Regions from separate parts of the Homo sapiens genome. Here region 2 is linked to region 1. A link is a loop called in an ENCODE intact Hi-C map of the cell type or tissue named here. Cell type or tissue: mammary epithelial cell. All regions are shown on one strand. Links, peaks and the distances in the headings refer to the core of each region. The heading gives the core; the rest is flanking DNA.

Region 1 (12,910 bases), core at 1,553-9,552:
TGCTGTCTCTCCCTCACTGATTAGAGCTTCCTTAATCTGTTTCTCTTTTAACAATATCTAAGAAAAGAAGTTATCTTTTTTTAAAAATTAATTAATTTTTTCATGTGATTTACATATTGACAAATTTATTAATTAGTAAGTTGTCTTAGATCACTTTTGGAAGACTCCAAATTTAAATTTTAAAAAGTGTTATTCTTGAATTGTATAAGTATTAATGCCATTTCTAGGTCAAAAATAGAAAATATCAGGACCAAGTTGCTTATCCCCTGAAACTATTAATATATTATTTTATATGGTGTCATACATACTTAATACTTCATATTAGAATATTGTCTCATTATTGATTTTAAAGTTGTTGAGTAGGTTAGAAGTGTTCCAAAATGGAATGCTACTGTAAGCATAATCAGTTTAGTATTTGTAATGATTTCTATAATTGAAATTAGGGTTGTTGTTGTTGTTTGTTTTTTTTTTTTTTCCTTTTCAGTGTGGATCCAACTAGATTGCTTTTAACATTCAATGTTTCAGTTAACCTTGGTGACAAGTATCACAAAAACACTGCTCTGCATTGGGCAGTGCTAGCAGGGAATACCACAGTCATTAGCCTTCTTCTGGAAGCTGGAGCTAATGTTGATGCCCAGAATATCAAGGTAAAAATATTCTATATTGATAATACTGTATGAAATGTGGCTAATATGTGAATTCTGTAATAAAACAAGTTTTTCATAGACTGTCAGAGTTGAAAGAAACTTCTTCAATACAGGTTTACAGTTAAACCACATTATGCATAATACATTTTAATAATTCTTTGACTTGGTTATTTTATTGTCTTATTTTTTTAAAGATCAAGAGATTTAAATTTGATAAATGCCTTTATGGTGTTGATAGGAGGACCCCCACCCCACCATGGTGGACTAATCCAGGAAAAGTTACAACATTATTTAAGAGCCAAGCACAATTAACATTTGCACTCTAAACATTTAGAAATCAGTAAACATTTTATTAATACATGCAATAAGATTCTATTGCTAGTCTCAAAATTTTGGTTATTTCTTTTCATTTTTAAAGCCTCAGGATCCACCATGTCTTTCAGCAACGAACTCGTTCTGCGAAATTACTTTAAACATCATCTTTTAATCATATGCATTCATAAGTAACTATACCCATTGACAAATGTTCTTTAATTTTGGCTATAATTTATAGTATTTTCTGTGTTATGTTTCTTAAATTTCTAAGGGATATGTGCTAATTAAATATGAAGGGGGTTCAGGACACATACTAATCTGAAATGGCCAATCAAAAAGTAGGTTATCTCCTGCTGGATCAGGGTATCTCTTTATGTTCCAAGGAATAGTTTGTTCTTCCTTGATTCAGTTACTTTAAGAGGAGAAGGATAAACTTCTAAAATAAAATAGTTTAGGCTAGTTTTATGGAGCATAATTTGTTAAGCTTATCAATTTTTAGAAATAGTCTAATTACAAACATTTAGTTAAAAGTAAATTAATATTGGAAACCATAAGAGATTGATAAAATCATGTATATTTTTCTTTCTTCTAAAAAAATTTCAAGTCTTCTTGTCCCTAACAAAAGTGATCAGAATAGTTCCATATCTGCCACTAAACATAGGGAAAGAAGAAAGTCAGCATATCATAGTGCCTGATAAGCGATGGGCACTCTAGGTATTTACTGACTGAGTAAATGAAGATTTATGTAGTCTTGAGTTTTACCTAAGGTAGTTTTCATGACTGCTGGGATACCTCTGCCACTTCAGAAATTATAGAGAGAAATGTTTGCTTTTTGAATGTTTTTAAATAGGATGCTCTTAAAAGTTTATAACACTGGAATGAGTAAATTGGCTGATCCCAGGTCTGAAGGTTAAGAAAAGAGAAGTTTGACTAAACCTGATCAATATACTTAAAAGAAAATTATGTGAGATTACCTCATGTTTTTTTATCTGAATTCAGAGTGTTACTACTTTTTTTTATCTTTGCTACCAGACAGCCATTCCTAAGGTGATCATGCACGAGGAATACATTTAAAGATACTTAGTATTATTGAAAAAACAGGATTAATTTTAGTTTGGCAAATAGTAAGACTCTGTAGACCTTCTGCCAATAGCCATATCAGTATACTGAAATTATAGTAATACCAAAGAATTATGACAGTAAGATGACTACACAGTTCTGGAGTTTGAAACTAGTAGTGTGTATTTTTAGAGCTTTTAAAAGTTTATTTTCTGTTCATATAAAATTAGGTTAAATTCAGTCACAGTCATTGGGATTTGAGGTATGTTTTTAAATTCAATGTCTTTTCAAGTAAATAATGAAGACTTGTACTTCTCATTAGCCATTGCGTAAACTTTTAAATTACTCTTAGTAAAAGGAATAATCTACAGCAAATTTCAACAGAAAGTTAATGATAAGAGTAGAGATATTTAAAATTATTTAAATGATTTTGAACTTTGTATTTTTAATGTTTTATAGGTTCAGGCACAAGAATTATTTGGTGCCAAGAAACAATGAAATAGAATGTAACTTCCTTAACTATTATTGTAGTTCATGCGAATACTTTCCAGAGTCTACAGTGTCTATAATTGAGCTAATTATTGTACCTTAGAGCTTTTAAATTCATTTTTTTCCAGTTATTTTCTTTTTATTAATGTTTTAACTTTATCTGTCACATGTAATAGAGGTTGGCTATTGACAAAAAATTTTTCTCATGTAATTCCCTGGTAGCTTCTGGAGTGATGGTACTTCTAAAGAAAATAAAGTCTAAGGAATTATTGTATTTGCTCAGGGAACATTTATACTTTCAGGGGAAAAATTACCTGTATCTACACTGGTGACAAAGTAGATTTTTGTTTTAAAATGCACTTTATATGTAATTAAAAAGATGAAATGAGTATCAAATGCCTTTTTTAAAAATGGGGATCTGCCTCAGAGGCATTCCCAACATACTTAAGTCTTATCACCTTCTAATAGAAACCATGTATTTATTCGTTCAGCAAATTCTTATTCAATGGTGGGTGGTGGGGAGTCACATTGTTCAAGACAGATAAGGTCTCTATTCTTTCAGAATGTACATTCTGTTGAGGAAACAGCCAGTAAGTGAATAATAATAAAAGGCAAATGTGATAGAATGACTGGGATGGAAGGACCACATCCAGTGAGAGTGATTTGGGAATGCCTCTGAGGAGATGACATTTGCTTTCAGAATTACGTAATGAGAAGGGATCAGTTATACAGAGACATGTGGGAAAAAATTTTCCTTGTAGAGGAACATGCAAGTGCACGGTCCTAAACAGGAGTAAGATTGCAGTATTTGAGGTGCAGAAATAAGGACAGTGTGGCCAGAGTACAGTGAGCAAGATGGTGAAGTCACTTGAGAAACACAGGTGCTGTATCATGCAATGCGATAATAAAGAGCTTTAATTGTATTCTCAGTCATGGGAAACATTTGAAAGGATTTATGTAGGCTGATTATATGATCTGCTTTTTGTTTTAAATATTTTTTAAACATTACTTTGGTTGATGTATGGAGAATGCATTGAAGAGTTAAGAAAATGGAAAAGATGGAGATCAGTTAGGCTGTTGCAATAAATCAGACAAGTGATAATGTTAGCTTAGCCTAGGATCAGAGGAGTAGAGGTAGAGAGAAATGACTGGATTTGGAGAGGATATTTTAAAGTAGAAATAAGAAGGTAGATTAGGTGTGAGGATAAAAGAAACCATCGTTGATGACTTAGGTTTTGTTTTGGGTAACTGAGCGTCTTGTGATATCATATGTTGAGATTGTGAAGACTGAAGAAGGACTTTTTGGGATGAAGGTGATAGGAATTGGTTCTGTTTGGTAATATTTAATTTGAAGTGGTGTCTTAGCCGTGTGAACTATTAAGCTAATTAAGTAAACTTAAATTGCTGCCAATTTTGAAAAGGAAACATTTATTTTAAAAAAATACCTAGAATATTTGTCCAGGAATCTAACCAAATTTATTTATACCTATGCTTTTTCCATTTTTAAGTCTTAAGAAAGAATCTTGTTGATAATAGTGGATTGTAACGATAAGATGCAGCCTGCAAATCTGGCTATGGCTTTAATAGCTATAAAAAGTTATATTTTTCAAAGAATATGAAAAATTACGCTTTGTGTTATAATAATTCTATAAGATCCCCTTTCCCTAAAATACCTATTTTCTATATATGATTAAGTGTCTTAGAAATCTTTCTTTATATTAACTAGAGATTTACCTTCACATATTAGTTACTCAGTTCTTTTCATGTATAAACAAACGTTCCTTTATCAAAACAAGATAGAACTTATTTTAAAGACAATTTATACTAAATGAGGCCGGGCACTGTGGCTCATGCCTGTAATCCCAGCACTTTGGGAGGCTGAGGCAGGCGGATCACCTGAGGTCAGGAGTTCGAGACCAGCCTCAACATGGAGAAACCCTGTCTCTACTAAAAATACAAAATTAGCCGGGCGTGGTGGTACATGTCTGTAATCCCAGCTACTCGGGAGGCTGAGGCAGGAGAATTGCTTGAACCTGAGAGGTGGAGGTTGCAGTGAGCCAAGATCGTGCCATTGCACTCAAGCCTGGGCAACAAGAGTGAAACTATGTCTTAAAAAAAAAAAAAAAAAAAAGACAATTTATACTAAATGATAGGTAACTTTAAAATTGCTGTTTTCATCTCTGGAAGGATCAGGAATAGCTGTATACCCTAGGTTTTTTTATCTGGAGTCCCCCCAGTAGACTTTGGTTGGAGGAGGTGTGGGTCCATGGACCCCTGAAATTGTTGAAAAAAAGTTACTTGTATCAGCATTCTTCTGGGAGGAAGAAAAGTGGCTGTCATCAGAAAAGACTCAAAAGAATTTAAGAACCAAGCCCCTAGATAATAGCTACATGAAATAGCTTTAAATCTCTTCTTGTAAAGCAACAACAGGGGAAACAAATGATTTGGAATACTAAGAATAAAAAACAAAACACAATTATGGCCTACCCAGTAATCCCTTTTGTGGTAGTATCTCATTTGTGATTAAAAAAATAATAATCCTTAGCATATGTTTTTGGTTATACTGATAAATTTAGATGAATTGAGTTTGGAAGGAACAGTTAATCTCTGAGTGCTACACAAGCAGTTATAATCTTTTCTTTCTAAAATTATCAAAGGGCATAGTTTTTAGCTTGTACAGAATATAAAATTACTGAGCTCTGTTCATTAATGTATTGAAAGACCTCTTGAAATGAGGTAAGAAACTGTTTTTAGAAAATAGTTTTGTATTACCTCTTAAATACCTGACCTAAATGGTCACCAAGGAAAAATTTTTTTAAAATTTGACGATGAAATTCAACCTTACGTAGGTGAAATGTTGAGTGATCTTACCCCCAACCATAATGTTTATCTGACCAAAACCTTTGAATGATTTCTTTTATTAACAGTTACATAGTCTATAATTACTCCATGTAGATTCTTGCTGTTGTTGCTATTGTTAATATTATTATTTTGGCTGAGACATGGAGTGATCAAATAGATATAGACTTAACTCAGAACCCTGGTTTTAATATACTTCTTTAAATGAATTGAGTGTTTATTTTACCAGCTGAATAAAAGAACTATACAAAAATAGTTAGATGACTGGAGGAGTAGTTGAAAGATATTTTAAAGCTCCCTCAATCTTTTTGTCTAGGCAATCCTTAGGTGTCACATGGCCCTCTAGTGGAAGGGATGCTCAGCTGGACCGAGGCAACTGCAGGATATTCCCGGGGAGTTGTTACCCAAGGGATTGCTTTTATTCAGGTAATCTTTATAGTTTGGATTAATTAGCTGGTTCTGACAACTTAGGTGATGGAATTTTGGAATAGGTAAGGCAATATTTTAAAGTAAATATCCCTATTTGTGGAAGACTCCTAGATTAGCCCATTTCTTATTAAATACCATTGATCTTTATATTAAAGGATTGGTTGGGCTTTTTGTTGTTTTGTAATAGTTGTTGCTGTTGGTGGCAGTGGTGTGTTTTATTTTGTTGTTTATTTTTATTTTATAATATTAAATAAACTATACTTAATAAGTAATCATCCCTCATAAATAAGGCACCCCAAGGCTCTTTATTGCTTTATTCTTTTTGACCTTGTTTTTGGAAATAAAATTTCAGTGGTTTTACTTTTTAAAAGTAATTTTGAATATTCATCTTTACATTCTTGAAACTTTGGTAAGCATTTAAAGTTTTGCTTTTCTATTTGAAGAAGTAGATAAATAGTGGAACACATTAAATAAATGGAAATGTAGGTGTCTGACTAATTTGCAAAAGGAGAAATAAGATTTTAAATTTTAAATTAGTTAAGGCAAAAAGAAGCATAGACCTAAAATTGGGAATGCTTATTTGTTTCTTACTTTGATACATTTTATTCCTATCATGTAAATTCCCTGGCATTCTTTTTCTTAGGATTAAAGGGAGATACAAATTCATAACTTGAATTTGCTATTTTTTAAAATCATTTCTCGTTTACTTTGGAAACTTCTGGGTGGGTGAATGAATATAAATCAAGAATGCCAGTACAATAGTGGTAGAAGTAGAGACTGACTTTTCCTTTTCTTTCCTATTCTCTTCTGAAGACTCCTATCATTGTTGAAATAAAACTGAGAGATTTCTGGCAACTTGATATTATAGCAAGGTGTTTTGTAGCAATAACTATTACTAATGAAATTTTTAAAGAATATGAAATAACTGATAAACTTAGTGATAGCCTCTGATCCAGCAGGTACTAAAATACCTACTTTTTGATTTGCTCTCTAATATGTCAAAATACAGGCAAAAATAAAATCTACGGAATATGATGAGAAAATACATTTTGTGATTATTCTTTGGGAAAGCGTAATAAGAAACATGTAATGATGCAGGTGTTTTTAGTAATTTACACAATGTCAAAACAACGTTAATAGGGCAGTAAATTAATTTTTATAGAAGTTCTTTAAAGGTAACTAAGATAGCCTGCTTTTAAACTTTTAATAGGAATTTCTTCTGTTTATATTATCAGGGCGAATCAGCGCTTGATTTGGCAAAACAGAGAAAAAATGTGTGGATGATCAACCACTTACAAGAGGCAAGGCAAGCAAAAGGATATGACAATCCGTCCTTCCTTAGAAAGCTGAAAGCTGATAAGGTAAACTCATAACTGAAGATTTTTTTTTTTTTTTTTTTTTGAGACGGAGTTTCGCTCTTGTTGCCCAGGCTGGAGTGCAGTGGCGAGATTTTGGCTCACTGCAATCCCTGCCTCTCGGTTTAAAGTGATTCTTGTGCCTCAGCCTCCTGAGTAGCTGGGATTACAGGTGCCCATCACCATGCCCAGCTAATATTTGTATTTTTTTTTAGTACAGATGGGGTTTCACCGTGTTGGCCATGGTGACTTCAGATGACTTCACCTGACTTCAGGTGATACTCCCACCTCGGCCTCCCAAAGTGCTGGGAATACAGGCATGAGCCACCGCGCCCAGCTGAAGATTTTCGATATATAATTTTTTAAGTAGGATTCTTAGGAACACTTACTTAGCACGAGTATTTACAGCCTTTAATTTTGGCATTTCTCAATGTAATTTTTAAAATATTATTATACTCAGAATAAATGAAGGTAAATAACAAAGTTTCCAAGGGCTCTTACCTACGTGGTTGGTGACCTTTTGGGGCTAATAATTAAGAAGGATGGGTATATATGAAATTATTTAAATCTCCATCGGCTACTCGTGTACATTTTGGTTCATTGATTCAACTGGCCTTTGTTAAGTAATAGATAAAAATAAAGGTTTTTCTAGTGAATGCTTGTTTGTTAGTATGATAATAAATTGTGAAATAGCTTAGTTCTAATACATATCTTTTTAAACTACTCACAACTCCAGCTCTAACTTGAGCTTTGCATTCTTTTGTGATATGTTGTATACCTTTTTTCAGAGAGCTTATATTCTTGACCTTTCTATGGAAAACTCATTTTAGATCATCCATATACCTTCAGTTTTAAATTGTATGACTGTTGGCTCAGTTGCCTGATTATATGATACTAAAACTTAGAATATTTTCCCCCAGAGAGGGGGTCTAGGTTCTGCACAATCTTATTTCCCACAAAAAAGAAGTTAATTGCCGTAGAGTTTCTTTATGTACCTAAATAATTGTCAAGATGTCTGCTAACTTGTCAGTAATCACAACTTGAGTAGCATTAAGTTTTGAGTACCATCTTTTGTATATCGTGTTTAGGCTGTTCTAGTGGCAATGTTGATTATTTAAAGTTAATATTGATCTATCTGTTACCAAGGCAAAAAGACAAATTTAGGATAAAGAGAAGCAGTCTTGAAAGCAGTGCCTCCTTTATTTATAGGAGTTTGGACTTCTTTAATCAGTTGAAAAGTCCCCTGGTCCGTTACTTAGAAGAATTAGATTCATAGTTTATAAACTTGGCTGTTTTCAGCCCTATAAGCTGAGACTAATGAACAATTTTTGCATGCCATGTTAACTCTTCTGTTTAATTATTAGATATGATATAGAAAATGATTTATTTTGTGTTGCTCAGTTTTCTAGGATTTAGAGCAGTTTTGCTCAACAGAGTGAAAAATGGCTGTCTTATGATAATTAGGCTAGTAAAAAAAAATCTTGTGTTACTTTGGAAAATCCCACAATATTGGCACTTTCGTTTTGTTGAATGTGAATATTTTGAAGTTTTATTTTATATATGTATATTCACACACACACATATAGTCATAAATGACTTACAAATTTTAGATGTTGCATTAATATGTAAAGTTACTTATGGCATTATTAAACTATACATCAGGTTTATGTGTTTGGATATGATTTTTTAAAAAGAACTTCATTAAAAGTTTAGTGCAATTTTAACATTTGTATACGATTGTGGTCAGTTCAGAAATGGAGTTTCTTTCCTGTTTTTTTTCATTAGTAGCTTTAAATATATTAAAATTTTTATAAAGGTTCCTTTTAAAGCCTATGATGATTGGGAGAGTGATATTTAAAGGTTGAAAGTAACCATCATATATTTAAAAATTATGATGATTAGGGGACCTGTGAGATTAAGCATCTGTAATTATGTAGACTGTTCTTTCTTTTTCCATGTCACATTGGAAAAGTTTCAGTCATTAACATGTTTTGATTTGCTAGCCTGTGAAGTGTGTTTTATATTTAAAACTAAAAAAGAAAGTAGTGACACCTAAGACTCAATAGTGTTTTATTTTAAAAAGTCATTCCCTTAAGAAAAATAAAAATATCATTCCAAAAGGGGGAAAATATTTTTGAATACTGCTGGTAGACAGATAAAGATGGAATCTTTAGCCAGGCGTGGTGGTGCGCCTATAGTCCCAGCTAGTAGGGAGGCAGAGGCAGGAGGATTGGTTGAGCCCGGAAGGTTGAGGCTGCAGTGAGCCAAGATCATGCCACTGCACTCCAGCCTGGGTGACCGAGTGAGACCTTATCTCCAAAAAAAAAAAAGAAAGGGGGACAATATTTTTAGAAAACAATTTAAAAAATCTTAGATTTTTACTTAGAATATTAAGTAAAAGGATTTTAAATATCTTAGATTTTTTACTTAGAATATTAAGTAAAAGGATTTTAGACAGGCATATTTACGGTTAAATAAATCTTCTTAATAAGTTGGAGGGACATCTTTAAATTAGTATTTAGAGGGGATTTGGGAGTAGGAGGGAAGTTGGCTATAAAAGGGCAATATGAGGAATCCTTTTAAGTAGTGGAAATATTCTGTAGCTGGACTATATCAAGGTTAGTTTCCTGGTTGTGACATGCTACTGTTACCATTGTTGTGATATGCTACTGTGATACGCTAGATGTTACCATTGGGGGACAAAGGATATTTAGGATCTGTCTGTATTATTTATTACAACTGTGTGTGAATCTATAATTATTCCAAAATAAGAAGTTTAATTTAAAAAGAGGCTTCTGAATCTAGGTGGTGGATAGACTTCACTATATAATTCTTTCACATTTACTATATAGTTGAAAATTTTCCTAATATAAGAGAAAATAGATTTCTCACATAGCAGCACATTACCATTATATTTTTATAGTACCATTTTATGTACCCATACACTCTCTGTCTCCTGAGTAGTAAATCTTCTCTAATGTCTTGATATAAAGTTCATACTTATTAGAAAAAAGAATTGGATTAGTTATTTTGCTGCAGCATAAAATTAAAGCCTGAAATTGATGTTTAATTATTACTCTAAGTTAAAATTACACATTTAGTTCAGAAAATGAATTACAGTGGTCAAATTGGGGAAGACATGGTCATTTATATGAAAAAAAAAAATCCCACTTATTTCAGTGGAAGCTGATAGTATGAAAGGGGTGCTAAAAATGTGTAATATAACCTTAGCTTTTAGGAAGATAAATATTCAGTAAGGAAAGCAGTGTTCATACTCTGCTTTGTTAGACCACAGCTGGGGTTTTCTTTTTTCTTTTGGTGTGTGTGACAGGGTTTCATTTTGTTGCCCAGGCTCACGACAGCCTTGACCCTTGACTTCCCTGGGCTCAGGTAATCCTCCCACCTCAGGCTCCCGAGTAGCTGGGATACAGTACAGGTGCGTGCTACCATGCCCAGATAATTTTTGTATTTTTTGTAGAGACATGTTTTTGCCATGTTGCCCAGGCTGCCCTACAACTCTTGGGCTCAAGCGATTCTCTCGTCTAGGCCTCCCAAAGTGTTGGGATTAAAGGCATGAGCCACCATGCCCTGCCTTGAATATCTTACATAGTTTTGTGACCTAAGGTAACTGAACAGAGACTTGATAACTGGCTATAAGTTTGTGAAGGGCTCTTACATGGAAGAGGCAGTAGACTTTCTTTGGTTGCTATAAAGATAAAATTGTGATAGAAGTTACCAGGAGTTATGTAGGTTTTATACTTACAAGTATGGACTTTAACAACCAGACCAGTACAGAAATGAAATGGAAATACCTTTGGAGTATTGAGCACTCTGCCTTGATCTTTGTTCAGAGACACATCTCTTCATTCAGTGAACTCTAGGAGCCTATGGATTGTTTGCTTTTATTCTTTATCTCATTTTAAGATTTTAATATACTATTTATCATTTGAAATGTCTACTCCAGGCAAGCATCTTCAGGTTTCCTTATGTGTTATAATTCTTATACTATTAGTCATTCTAGTTGTCCTTGTCTCCCTGGTTATCAGTGCCCCTGTTAAAAAGGGGTGGTATTTTTCATGAACTGTTTGCTAGCCAGTGTATGTGTTAAGCAGGTAGTACTGTCTTCTATATTTAACCATATAGAACCAACTGCTATAACTTCTGTTCTTATTTTCCACAATTTTAGCAAAGTTATTTAAAATTGTTCATTGCCTGTCTCCAGAAGACAGACACCAGCACCTTGAATAGTACTGATACATAGCATGCAAATTTGAGTGAATGAATTTCACCCGCTGTTGCATGCCTTCACAAAGGTAACAATGATTCAGATTGAGATTACTTGAAACATGCAAAAACTTTTCTAATTTTTTGTTTCTATACAGGAATTTCGGCAGAAAGTAATGTTAGGAACTCCTTTCCTAGTTATTTGGCTGGTTGGGTTTATAGCAGACCTAAATATTGATTCTTGGCTCATTAAAGGGCTAATGTATGGTGGTGTTTGGGCTACAGTACAGTTTCTTTCAAAGTAAGTGTGTTGTTTTTAACTATATTTTAAACTGTACATGAAATAATATAATTTGTACTCTTGTATAAAATTAATGTTTGTATGTTGTACATTTGATCTTAATTTATTTAAATAATTTAGACATCTGTATGTGAAATATGAGATTTTTTAAACATTGTTATGTTATTAAAATGATTCAGAGGCACTTTAATGATAAAAGCTAGCATATAATTTTTAACACTAAAACATAGTTTGAGAAATATTTGAAATATTTCAGTAAAAGTGAATTTGAGTCTGTTGAACTCTAACATACATATTGTTAATTTCCAGGTAATTACAATACTTGAGCTCGCCTTTCTATAGGAATTATATTTTCCTGTAGAAAATAAGGCATAAACAATAAGCAAGGAAGAGGTTTTATTTCTAGTAGCAAGGTAAAGTCTAAGCATAGTTGTGAAGTCGGCTGAGTTTTTAAGATTATTTTCTCCCTCTTTTTTCTTTAAACATCATGATCATTCCGTTTTCTTCTTATTCTTAAGTCTCATTGCTCTAAAGTTACCTATCCAACAAACCTAGACAGGTGTGTGATCCAGAATTTCCCATCTAATTTCCAGTCCTTTAGTATCTTATTTTCACTTGCATTTCAGAAAAGAATTCTGAAAATAATTCACACAGAGATGAGAATGACTAGTATTATAATATGCTGAGTGGCTTAAATCTAGTTAGTGAATCTCATTTTAGTATTTCTAGAGTCTCCAAGGGGTATAAATAGGAAGTCACTAAGACCTCCTGCCTATATGGATAGTTGATTCTGTTCATGTTTAATAAATGGATTAATGTTTGTTTTTCCCCAATTTTAAGTATTAAAAACACAACTCTTCAGTTTCACTAAGTTGGCCAGTTCATTCTACTTGAAAAGATGTGCTCCAACTTTTGCTGGAGTGTTATAGGTAAGGAGAAATAATGATGAAACAGAGAAAAATGTGAGGCTTGGTTTGGATTCATTTGTCAAAATTTTGACACATCTTTGGTGAATAGTATGCTGGATGATAGCTACTATATATACTAAAGTCAGTTATTGACTTTAAGAGAATAGGAGTGCGCTAAAATTCTGAAACTGAAAAGTATATGGAATGTAATTTAAATTTGGGGGGAATTAAAAGGAACTTCAGAATCTTGCTGAGTCTTTCAGCTGTGAACTAATTTTTATTGATTACTATGAAAAATTGAGCATCCTGAACTCTGGATTCTGG
Region 2 (12,910 bases), core at 2,482-10,481, 110 kb after region 1:
CATGGCCAGAGACAGAGCAAGAAAGAGAGGAAGGAAGTGCCAGGCTCTTTTAAACAGTCAGATCTCACATGAACTCATAGAGTGAGAACTCACTCATTACCACAAGGAAAGCACCAAGTCATTCGCAAGTGATCCATCCCCATGACCAAAACACCTCCTACTAGGCCCACCTCCAACACTGGCGGTCACATTTCAACACATGATTTGGAGGAGACAAAATACCCAAACCATGTCACCTACTAACACTGTGCCCCCTTTAACAGTTACTGCCTTCCTCCCTTGTCCCTTTCAGTAACATTTGTTTATTTCACTGCTTTTTGTCTTTCACTCCTACCTCATTCCTGATGCCTGGGGTCAGTTTGCAAATAAACTACCTGCATGCCTGCCTTTGTCTCAGGCTCTGCTTTCAGGAGAACCCGGATCCTAATAGTTGGTACAATGCTTGGAGATGTGATTTTGGATGGGACTACTTTTGCTCATGAGATGATTAACTAGGCCACTAACCATGCCTGTAGCCCCATTTTCAGATATCAGCTTTTATTCATTAACTCATTTAACGAATATTCATTGAGCATGTACTCTGCTGGGCACAGTAAATCGGAGACAAAAGACAAAAATCTTTGCTTTTATGGTGCTCACGTGATAAGTGTTTGGAGAAAAATAAAGCAGAGGAGGGAGTTTTTGATGTTAAATAGGGTGTTGGGAATGGCCTTGCTGAGCAAAGACTTTGGATGGTGGAAGCCATGTAATGTAGCCTGAGAGAAGAAGGTTCTAATCAAAGGCAAGGACAGCTGCAAAAGCCTTGAGGTATAGCATGCCTGACTGTGCTCTAGAAGCAGCAGGATGCCAGCCACGGCTGGAGGCAGTGGTTGAGGGTGGAATTGAAGGAGATGAGGTTGAGAAGCTGGCCAAAAGGAGCACGACCTTGAAGGCTTTTGTGCAACATTAACAAATTTTTTTTCTTTTTCAAAAGCTTGGCATGGTCTGCTTTACAATCTAAATGCAACAGTCTTGCATTTGGAAAGCCATCTAAACAGGGTACCACAAGCTCAGCTAACTTTCTGATTTCCTTCTCTTGGTTTTCAGAAAAATTACAAACAGATCCTTCAAAATGTTTTATTTGGTAAGATGCTCAAATTTTACTCTTGGCATTGGTATGACCATCTTTGATTTCTTGATTAAACAATACATTTTGAAACATTTATTTATTTTTATTCAGCCACAAATGTAAATTACATATGCTATTGTCTTTATTCTAAAGAGACATTTTGTTTTCTGTAGAAATACTTTACATAAATCATTGTCTACATTCTTTGAAGACCAGCTTATGATGCTGTACATATAATTATTCTCCTTGTTTGAAATGCAGTTTCCACTCACTTGAATTTGCATTTTGATTTTCTTTCCTTTGTTTTTCAATCAAATATTTTCTTGTTAGCCAAGTATGTAAGAGAAATCTAAACTGAATTGTTTTAGTTGAGAGGTATGACATGAATATAACATGAGATTTTATATGGAGTCAATTATTCTTTGCCATAATTAAGTCAGGATGGCATAAAATTAGTTTTCTGGGTCTTTAGTCAATAGTGTTTTTGTTCAAAAGTTTTGAAGATCATTTGAAATACTCACTGACTCATTCAAAGGAGGCATCTTTCCCAAGACTCATTTAGAGTCTTGGGAAAGATGCTGACAACAAGCAACAGACAAATATTTATTCGTGTCCCAGGAGGCACAATTTAACCTGTATCACCCACTCTTTTTTTCATTTATTCCTCCACCCACCCTCCCGTTTCTTTTTTTATGCTTCTGGCTTTTTCTTCTTTCGTTTAAACTCTGCTCCCTTCCTCCAAACCACCTACCCCTAAAAGTCCACCAAAATGCAGTTGACAGGAGGATGAGGTCCAGACTGCAGGCTTGACAAATTATTCCAGTTCCACTTGTTCTTCCATCAAAAGTCCTGTCTAAACACTAGTGACATGTTCCCCAGTGACCAGAGAACTTTCCCACAGGAACAAAATGTTCTCCTCGCTTGGCCAGATTAATGACCTGTGTGAAATCTGCAGCCCGAAATGCTTTAAAAAGGGCATAGAAGTAACTCATGCACTTGAACAGTTGAAAATCTATTCTACTCTTAGGCTCACTACTGTCAACTCCATGAGGGCAGCAGTCGGGATCTTTGTTGTTTGCTTTAGCTCCCCAACCATAAATGAAATGCCTGGAACATACTCTCAATGAGTATTTCTTGAATAAATGAACAACAAACACACTTAATGCAGAGTACTGTGCTGTTTTTAAGTCAAAAGATTCTGTTTATTAAAGTCCTACCTGAAAATAGCAAAGTGATGTAGGAATTGACTTTAGGAAATTCTTGAATCTGCTGGCAAATTGCTGTTAAAAACAACAAATCAGTATCAAATTTGCCCAAACCCAAATAGTACCTTCTGGCAAATGGCCTGTTGAATTTAGGCAAAGTAGATAGTATTGAATCATTTCATGCAACAGATCAAATTTAGTTATGCAGGGGGACATTTGGCAATTGATTCATCTTGGTGAGCTCATAGGGCTGGAACTCTGTTTAAAATAAAACATTTGACTGAAGTCGTGTTGAGATGCACATCTGTTGTTTGTGCCCTAGAGCAGTCATTCACTGTTCTTCTCTAACTGCACTGTGATTTTGGTTAATGTGCTACCAAAGGTGTTAACTCCATTCCCTGCTTCAGCAGAGAAGTGATTCAAACTCAGCTAATCTGAACATCACATTCCCTGGCCCACAATGACTGGATTAGAGATAGTCTCATGAGCCCATCAGAGCCAACGACATGCAATGGTACATCTATTGAGACACTGTGAAGGCAATCCTTTCCCTTTTGCTCCAGATTGTAGTTATGAAGATATTGGCTTTAGCTGTGTTGCCTTTCAAAGGGACAGTGTGTTTGATAATAATGGAACTAACACGAAGGAGAGTAGACTTGGGAGACTGAGAGAAATAAGGTCGAACTTAAACTCTCCATTAGTGTACACCTCAAGCCAAACCTATCTCTGCACTCTTCTGTAATAAGTTCAATATTTATTTAAGCCGGTTTATGCTGATTTTATTTTATTTTATTTTTTGATATGGAGTCTCTGTTGCCCACACGGGAGGGCAGTGGTGCGATCTCGGCTCATTGCAACCTCCGGTTCCCGGGTTCAAGCCATTCTCCTGCCTCGGCCTCCCAAGTAGCTGGGACTACATGCGCCCGCCACCACGCCCAGCTAATTTTTTGTATCTTTAGTAGAGACGGGGTTTCACCATGTTAGCCAGGGTGGTCTCCATCTCCTGACCTCGTGATCCTCCCGCCTTGGCCTCCCAAAGTGCTGGGATTACAGGCGTGAGCCACCGCACCCGGCCCATGCTGGGTTTTTTATCCTTTATGACCAAAAGAGTTAAAACTAATGCATATGATTAAAAGAAAAAGTCTATGGATCCTTTTTAAAAATTCCTAATATAACATATTTGTGCTGTTTTTTCTTTTTCTTTTTTTTTTTTTTTGGTCTCCTGATCAAACTTGCCAAGATTTTTTGTTTGTTTCTATCTTATTAGCCTCACAAAAATTACCTGCTTTTGGTTCTTGTGATCCTCTAATGTTTATTTGTTTTCTGTTTCAATTACTTCTATGCTTATCTTTATTATTTTCTTTCTTGTACTTTCCTTGGCTCTACTCTTTTGTGTTTGTATTTTTTTTTTACTTCCTGTGTTGAAAGCATTAATTTCCAGTCACTTGTCTTTTCTAATCTATGCATTTCAGAGTGTAGACATCTTTCTAACTACTATTTTTGTTGCATCCCTTAGGTTTTACCATAGTTTAATATTTTTATGTTCAATTTTAAAATATTTTCCAATTCCATTTTGATTTATTCCTTGATCCATAAACTCCTTATAATTATATTTTAAAATTTCTGAATGTAGGTATTTGAGGAAGTTATCTTTTTACTAATATATTCTATTTTTACTGAATTGTGAGTAGGCAATATGGGTTAAGTATTATGCTGATTTTTTGGTAGTTCTGAGATTTGCTTTATGACTCAGTATAAGGTCAGGTTTTATATGTTTGAAAATTTGTTATGCTCAGGATTTATGTATACATATTTCCATTAGCCCAAGCTTCATTATTATTTTGTTTAATTCTTAATATTCTTACTACTTTGTGTTTGCTTTATAAACTAGTGAGAAGGATGTTAAAATCATACATTATAATTATGAATTTGTAATTTTCTTATAATATTGTCAATATTTGAACATATATTTTAGCCATATAGTTAGGTAACTATATGCTCAAGATTGCTATATCTTTAGGTAAATTATTTCTTTGTCATTATATAATATTTTTATCTTAAAATCATATTCATATGACATTAATATAACTGCACCAGTTTTTTTCTGGTTAGTATGTACTTATTATATCTTTTCCAATCCCTTTTCTCTGAATTCATCTGTCCTTACGTTTATTTTCCTTTGTGAACAACATGTATCTTAAAACAATTTTTAAATTTTATTAATAGGATGATTAAAAAAGAAAGATAATAGAATACCTAACTAAAAAGCTAATAGAGGAGAAAAGTGGGATAATAAAATAGATGATTAATCCAAAAGAAGAAGTGAATTGAGGAATAAAGGGACAAAGAACAAACAGGACAAATAGGAAACAAATAGTATGATGAGAGATCTGACAGCAATATCAATCATTTTAATAATATAAATAGAATAAATATTCCAGCTAAAAGACAAGGATTGTCAGACTGAATAAAAGACAACAACAGCAACAACTATATTCTCTGGATTCTTTCTTTCTGTCAAGTTGGATCACCAGAGAGCTCTGTTTGAACTGCCTTAATCTAGTCTATAAAATGCTTGCTTTGAGCTGTACTGTAATATTATATTGTCTGCTTATAGTGTTGGTTGATATAAAAAATGGCCAAATAAGGAATATTTCTGTATTATCTGTAGACCCCTGATTAAAGACCTGACGTACTATGTGGTTCAGTGTCTCATATGAGGTTTCATGCAATAAATCTCTCCTGGAGTTAGTGCTAGGGAAAGTTTGGCCTCCTGACAGACTGAAAGCTTTCTCTTATTAGAGTTGTATAAAGTGACATTTTCCTTTCCTGTCTTGTTTACAATAAGCTTAGGGGTAAAATTTGTGATTATTTTTAGTGATTATTCTTAGTCTGTTTTTGGTAGAACTATTTCTGCCTTCCAGTTAATCACCACAAATTGAGCACTAGGTCTGCTTGAAGACTAAGGAAACAAAGGACACAAAGATACAAAATTGCTAAAGACAGATATATAAACAAATAATGATATTATAATAAGGTAAGTGCCATGACAGAGGTACATGCAAAGTGCTCTGGGGACACATGCAGAAATGATTAATTTTACCTAGAATGAGGGAACTGTGAAGGCTTCACAGAAGAGGTGGCATCTGAAGCAGGGTTTAAGCACAAATTAGATTCCACCAGATGGACAAAAACAGACTACAGCAGTGTTGTCCAATAGAAATATAATGTGAGACACACAGGAATTTCATATTTTCTAGTAGCCACATTAAAATAGTAAAAAAAAGACTAATTAATTAATGACATTAATTAAATTAATAATATATTTTAACTCAACATATCCACTCTATTATAATTTCAACAAGTGATAATTTTTCAAAAACATTAATGAGATATTTGACAATAAACTTTTGGTACAACCACTGAAAATCCGGTGTTCATTTCACACGTACATCACATCTCAGTTTGCACCAGCCATGTTTCAAGCACTCAGTAGCCACATGTGCCTGGTGGCCACCATACTGGACAGCATAGAACTAGAGCATTTTCAAGGACAGAAATGAAATAGCATGTCTGGGAAACTACAAGTGAGCCCATGTGGTTAGAGCATGGGGGAGTGAGTGTGTGTGTGTGTGTGTGTGTGTGTGTGTGTGTATTTTGGTGGATTGCGGGGTAAATGGAAGAAAAAGGGACCAGAAAGGTAGATGGAGCAGGAATATGAAAAATGTTTTGACTTTATTACATTAAAATTATTGAAGGTTTCAGCAGAGGAATGCCATTTTCATATCTGTATTTTAAAATTATAATTTGGGAAGCAGTGTGAAAATAGATTTAAGGAGGGCTGGAGATTGGAGCTAATTAAGGAATGTAAGTGACGATTCATTGAAGAGATGAGAACTTGGGTCTGTAGTTCTGAGAGGGTGAGGAAATAATTTGACAGATATTTTTCACTTAATAATCACAGGACTTGGCAACCATTTGGATGTGAGGCATGACAGAGTAAATGAAAATGACATTAGGTTTTGAGCATGGGTAATTGTGAATGCCATTAAGTGAGAGGGAACTTAAAAATAAAGCCAAACTTTGAAAGGGCAATAATTGGTTTGACCTGTTTTGTGGATATTGAGTTGAGGTTTGTAATAAGCATTTGAAAATACTGAGTGGTACCATGTTCAATAATGAGAAAACCTGTATCATAAAAATGACCAAATTGATATACACATTTAATGCAATATTAATGATAATTTTAACTTTTTAGAACTGACTGGATTAATTATTTCAAGTGGAAAAATGAACATGTTAAAATCGCCAAGAAAATATTGAAAGGGCAGAATATTGAGGTATTTGAACAACCAGATAGCAAACTGAATATGTGATAAAATACATTCAAGCTGCCATTATCACATTTTATAAAATAGGAACAAGAAAGGACAGTAATCTAAAAACAAAAGGTACAGGCAAATATGAGACTTAGAAGAGAATTTAGAGGAGTGTCTATCTGCAGAATTTAGGCAGAGTTATGGGAACTAATAAGGGGGTTGAAGCACTTTGGTGACTCTGCAAGGAAGGCATGGAGGAAGAAATAGTCAAACCCCTTTGTCTTTCCAATCTGCTGGCGCCTCCTGTTGGCCAAAGCCAATTTTAAGTCAGGAAACAAGGGGGCCTGGCTCTGGGATACAGGACTGGGGAGATAATGAATCTGAGAGAGCAAAGGAGCATTAATGACACATATGGAAAACTAACATATGACAGCTGGCATTTCAATTCCCTGGGGAGAAAGGCTTTCACAAAATGGCACTAGTTCTACATTTAAAAGAAAATGGTTGAATCATATACTTTAAAAATAAATTCTGGAGGATTAAAGATCTAAATGTTAAAAGTAGCATTTTAATAACTTCTGGTTGAAAAAGGACTTCTTAAGCAAGAGGGGAAACCATAAAGAAAGAGATAGAATAATGTACCTACATTACCCTGCCTCCGATGTGGTATTGCTAAAACAAACAAAAAATTTTTGAATGACAAAAATAATTATCAGCAATATAAAACAAAAAATAATTGGGAAAAATATTTAATACATATTATAAACAAGGGGTAATATTTCCTATATTTGAAAAGCTACAAAACTTAATAAGGAAGTTAACTCAATTTAAAACATGGGCAAATGATATTAATAGGCATCTCATCGAAGGAGTGTAAATGACCGTGATACACATGAAAAAAGTTTCTCATGTTCAGTCTCACTTTTACCCAGGAAAATTTATCATTTATTTATTTATTTATTTATTTATTTTGTGAGATGAAGTCTTGCTCTGTTGCCCAGGCTGGAGTGCACTGGCGCAATCTCAGCTCACTGCTACCTCTGCCTCCTGGACTAAAGCAATTCTTTTGGGATTATAGGCGCCCACCACCACGCCTGGCTAATTTTTGTATTAGCCATGTTGGCCAGGCTGGTCTTGAACTCCTGACCTCAAGTCATCCGCCCCCCCTTGGCTTCTCGAAGTGCTAGGATTACAGGCATGAGCCATCGCACCCAGCCAACCCAGGGAAATTTAAAGCCCAACAATGAGTATAATTTTCATCCATCAGATTGGCATATTTTTTCTCACTATTTTTCTCTTATTGAAAAAAAGACTACATTCACATGTTAAAAAATCAAATCTACTAAAAGGTATATAATAAAGCAAGTCTCCCTCTTATTCTAAATGAATAGTCACCCAGACTCCAGGGCAGCTACGATGGAGAATTTTCTTGGTTGTCGTCCCAGAAATAGCCTCTATATATCAAGTATAGAGTGAAGAAATACACACACATGTGTGTATACATCCACATAGTCCACGTATGTGTGTAGTATAGAGTGAACATATATGTGTGTGTATTAACAGAAACATGCATATTCATTCTGGACATGGTTTTTCATTTCCTATCAATCTACTTCATTATATTTTAGAGCTATATAGTATCCTATACTTGATATGCACCTTTAATCAGGCTTTAGGCTGTTTCTGAACTGTTGCTACTATAAACAATACTATGAAGATTATCCTGTGTGTTTGGGTATACCTGTAAGACAAATTCTAAGATATGTAATTGCTGAATCAAATAATTTGTACAATTCAGATTTAATGGGTATTACCAAATTGCCTTCCAAAGTGGCCACACCAGTTTCACTCCCTGTAACCACAGGTGTTGAAGGATATACATCAAACCATTAATACCAATTACCTTAGGGGTTGGATGGGTAAGAAGCAGATTTTAACTTTTTTTTATACAACTCTGATTTGTTTTACTTTACCCATGAATTACTTTGTAATTATTATTATATTTTAAAAAAGTAAATACCAGTATGAAATTCAATGGACATATATGAGAACAAGCCTCAAGTTAAGCTGACAGCTGGCTATAGAGAAAATAGCTCTATTTAAATGCATGTTTTGTTGTGAGCCTTTTTTGGAAGTAGGAAGCCCACAAATGCATGTAAATATGAAATACAGGAACGCCTGGCTAAAATGGAAACCCTAGACTTATCTTGGCTTACACAAGCCCCTAGAGAGGTGAAAGCCCATGATCTCTACTCTTTACCTGCGGGATGTTTTTTTTGTTTTGTTATGTTTTGTGTTTTTGCACTCCACTAAAAGATTGGAAAATGTTAGCGGCTCTCGCAAATGCACACATGAACTCCTCTTGAAGAAGGTGATTTATCTGGGCCATTAACATGAATGTGCCCCTGACCCTTTCTCATTAAATGCAGGTTATGCTTTAAAGATCTTTAAAAATGTTTACCTCCATTTTCAAAAATTTTCTGTTCTTTTGCATTCCCTACCAGCAGCTCCTTTTCAAGGTGGTGCTGCAGACTTCTGGAGGGCTGAGGCCCTGAAAGGGTGCAGCACAGAAGGAGGGCATCGTTTAGCAAGGGTTCTGTGTGCATTCCTGTCCCTACAGGCAAGAACTCTGTACTAGGGCCAATCAAGGAGGGCCCTACAACTGTGAGTGAGGGCTGGGGCTTCAATGAAAACAAGAAGTTCCTGTAAACTCCTTGGGAAGAAGAAAAAAGGAGTACCTGGGATTTTTGAGAAAAGGTGGTAGGAACTAATGGGAAGGCTGGATAGAGCTATGCGGAAGAGAATTAAAGACTGGGATGCTAAAGGATTTCAGAAAAGAGCCACATAATAAGAATTTTTTTTTTTTTTTTTTTTTTTTTTTTTTTTTTTTTTTGAGACTGAGTCTCGCTCTGTCGCCCAGGCGGGACTGCGGACTGCAGTGGCGCAATCTCGGCTCACTGCAAGCTCCGCTTCCCGGGTTCACGCCATTCTCCTGCCTCAGCCTCCCGAGTAGCTGGGACTACAGGCGCCCGCCACCGTGCCCGGCTAATTTAGAATTTTTAAAAATATGTGAAAGTACTGAATAAATTATGAAACACTCTAAAATCCACATGAATAAACATTTGCATTTTAGACTAATTTTTTTTTCTTATGGAAAGTTTTTTATGTTTATCATTCTATTTGCATAAAAGAGCAAGGGGGGTGGGAAAGGAGGGGAGAGAGAGAGAGAGAGAAAGAGAAACAGAGAAAATAATTTCTTTTTCTCTATAGGAAAAAAGCCAAACTCTTCTTAACTTGACACACAAGTCATTTCACAATATCCTGACTTTACTGAATGCCAACCATTGTCAAGCATAAAATATACTAAGAACGAAAATGTATATGAATTATTTTCTCCAAGAGCTCATTGTCTATCAGTGAGGATAGAATTAAAGCTAATGATTATGACATGCATGATAAATATAACATTAGAAGCCACAGAAATAGCTCCACAGAGGGGTGATTCATTCTACCTGTGGTGTCAGGACAGATTCCTTGAGGTGGTGCCATTTAAGGGGGGTTTTGCAAGAGGACCAGGAGGCAGACAGGGGAGAGGGTGAGAGAGCATTTCAGGCACATGCAAAGGCAGGGCAGTGTACAACCGCTTGATGTCTGCCAGGAGCAATGGAATTATACATCCTTCCTGGAGTTTAAAGTGGAAAGGAGGAGTAGAAGGAGATCAGGTGAAAAGGATGGGTAGGGATTAGATTTTGGGGGTCTTGTAGGACATGCTTGGGAGTTTAGGCTTTATATATAGGGGATAGGAAGCTTGCAAAGGGTTTTTGGTAAAGTGGAGACTTGCTCCTATTGTGTTAGACAGGTCACTTTGGCAGTGGTGTGGACGAGGGATGGAATTGGTATGTGCTATAATAGGGGCTTGTTGGCCCAGGTGAGGTTTGATGTGGGCTTATGAGGCAGTAACAGAGGGAATGGACATGAGAAAACAAATTTAAGATTTTTTCAGAATAGGCAGAATCTTCAGGACTTGGTGATTGTTGGGATGGGAGGGTGGAGAAGTTGTCGCTGGAGTTTCAGGTACCATCTGCTGCCCAGTCTCTATATTTACCCTGTGCTCTAACCAGGCCCAACAATTTATGATTCTCTAAGCACCCCTTTTCTCCTCAGGCTTCCAACATTGCAGGTACTGCTTTATTTATCCCTCTTCCCCTGGTAAATTCCCAACCATCCTTCAAGTTGCTCATCAAAGGTCACCTCCTCTTTGAATTCTTCACTGCTGCATGCTGTGTCTACTCTTAATTCGTATTGATCACACATTATTATAATGATGTATGTAGCAAGGTCTCCAGCTTGAGATTCAGCTCTTTATACTCTGGGAGTCAGCTATCTCTGATAATCTTATGGGGCAGGCAAATCTTCCAGAAATAAGGGGCTGAGGATCATCCTGGGAGAAAACTCAACTTGAGGGAAGATAAGCCAAGAATAACAAGTATGTTCTATAAGAAAGCCTTAGTTGTTACCAAACAGGGCAATTTGAGGACCACCTTATGTAGTGTGCCATTATTAAGCTCTTAGCCCTCAACTCCAGATTGACGCCTTTTGTACCTTTCTTTGTGATTCTGGGGCTAGGATTCTGCTCTGCTAATAGGAAGTACTAGAGGGAGACAGAGGGCAACAAGAGAGAGAAGAAACTCGCTCCATTCTAGTTGCTCTCTGTTCTGTGCCTAAATAATAGTGCTTCACCCAGGTATGCAGTTGGTTACCAGTTCTCCTCAGGTACCAATGGCAGCTTGGTGGTACTTCAAAGGTCCAATCTCAGCTTTGCAGGTCTCCACTCCAGGCACCTGTGTTGGAAAAATACCAGCCTTTCTTCTTTGTTCCCCCGCCCTAGGGACAATGGCTTCTTTCTGCAGTTACTTTCTTTGAATTATCTTGGTGCCCCCTTTTGCTTTTTTGTCCTCCAATATCTGCTTAATCAATTCCCTATATTAAATTCTTTCTGTTAAAATAACTAATGTGGCTTCTGTTTTCCGACTAGACCCTGACTGCTACACTTCCACTCAGATCCATGGACCTATAGCTGAATCCCATGGGAAATAAGTTAAAGAGTGAAAGGTTTTTGGTTTTCTTTTTCCAAAAGAGTACTGTTTTCATTTCTCCTAGAAAGCATGGCAAAAAATTAAGAGTCTTTCTATTTGACCACAGAATTTTCCCAAGATTCTCTTGCATAAAGATTTTCCTGCGGGACTTAGCAGAATCATTAAGAGTTAACACAGGGCATAGTGCAGTGGTAACCAGTTGAGAAGATCAGAGCTGGAATAGAGGAACATTTGGCTGATGGCCAGAACAGGTAAAGTAAATAAATAAAGTAGGTTAAGTCAGTGAAACAAGAGACAGAGGTAGGTTGTTGATAAACTGGATACAATGTACCTTGTCTACAAAGGACAATGACCACTCAGTTCCAATCTATTACTGCCATGTAGGAATGTGGGGCCAGTATCTTCTACATTTTTAAGAAATCTCAAAATCTAAATTTTTAGGTGAAATTAGCTAGCAATGAAGTCTAATTAAAAAATATATAACTGGGCAGATTAAAACCAGGCAAGTCAAACAATATTTTTTATCATTACAGACCATTGGCCACTATTTCTCAAATTTGCAGGAGCTAGTAAGACTTATTTATGAAACTTGTAGGAGCCTTAAGAATACTTGATGATCTCGGGAAATATCTTTGCAAGGCACTTTGTTCCTGTCATTGTAGATGTGGGTAATAGCTAGTGACACACAGTTTATATTTATTTACATGTCTTCTTCCTTTTTAGATTGTGAGCTCTCTAGAGGCAAGGATTTTATCTTATTTTTATATCTCTAGCTCCTGACATAATGCCTGGCATATAGTAGGTGCTCAACAAGTTTTAACGAATGGCTGATTGGATGAGTAAGTTAGTCACTAAGAAAGATATATCCAGAATCCACAAAGAACTTAAATTTACAAGAAAAAAACAAACAACCTCATCAAAAAGTGAGCAAAGGATATGAACAGACATTTCTCAAAAGAAGACATTTATGCAGCCAACAGACACATGACAAAATGCTCATCATCACTGGCCATCAGAGAAATGCAAATCAAAACCACAATGAGATACATCTCACACCAGTTAGAATGGCGATCATTAAAAAGTCAGGAAACAACAGATGCTTGAGAGGATGTGGAGAAATAGGAAAGCTTTTACACTGTTGGTGGGAGTGTAAATTAGTTCAACCATTGTGGAAGACAGTGT

The links. Hi-C counts contacts between places; a loop is a spot of excess contacts. Peaks named below come from ENCODE experiments on the same cell type or tissue, not always from the same donor. Only the 100,000 strongest peaks of a DNase experiment are listed, where the experiment ranks them.
Region 2: a loop joins it to region 1, with 16 times the contacts of the local background. A loop is called at or near these places in 3 of 110 quality-filtered maps.

What each region holds. Positions count from the first base shown.
Region 1 is chr12:76,815,373-76,828,282 of GRCh38, forward strand. It overlaps ZDHHC17 (zDHHC palmitoyltransferase 17), which reads left to right. Exons shown (of 17, transcript NM_015336.4): 7 at 485-647; 8 at 7,034-7,159; 9 at 11,536-11,678. Among named protein-coding and RNA genes, the nearest start is that of CSRP2, 57 kb to the right of the region's middle. In mammary epithelial cell, for the core only: a CTCF peak has its summit at 5,716 (motif pointing left); no DNase peak of the experiment used is centred there.
Region 2 is chr12:76,920,443-76,933,352 of GRCh38, forward strand. No RefSeq gene overlaps it. Among named protein-coding and RNA genes, the nearest start is that of CSRP2, 48 kb to the left of the region's middle. RefSeq lists a silencer at 9,107-9,401. In mammary epithelial cell, for the core only: a CTCF peak has its summit at 6,933 (motif pointing left); no DNase peak of the experiment used is centred there.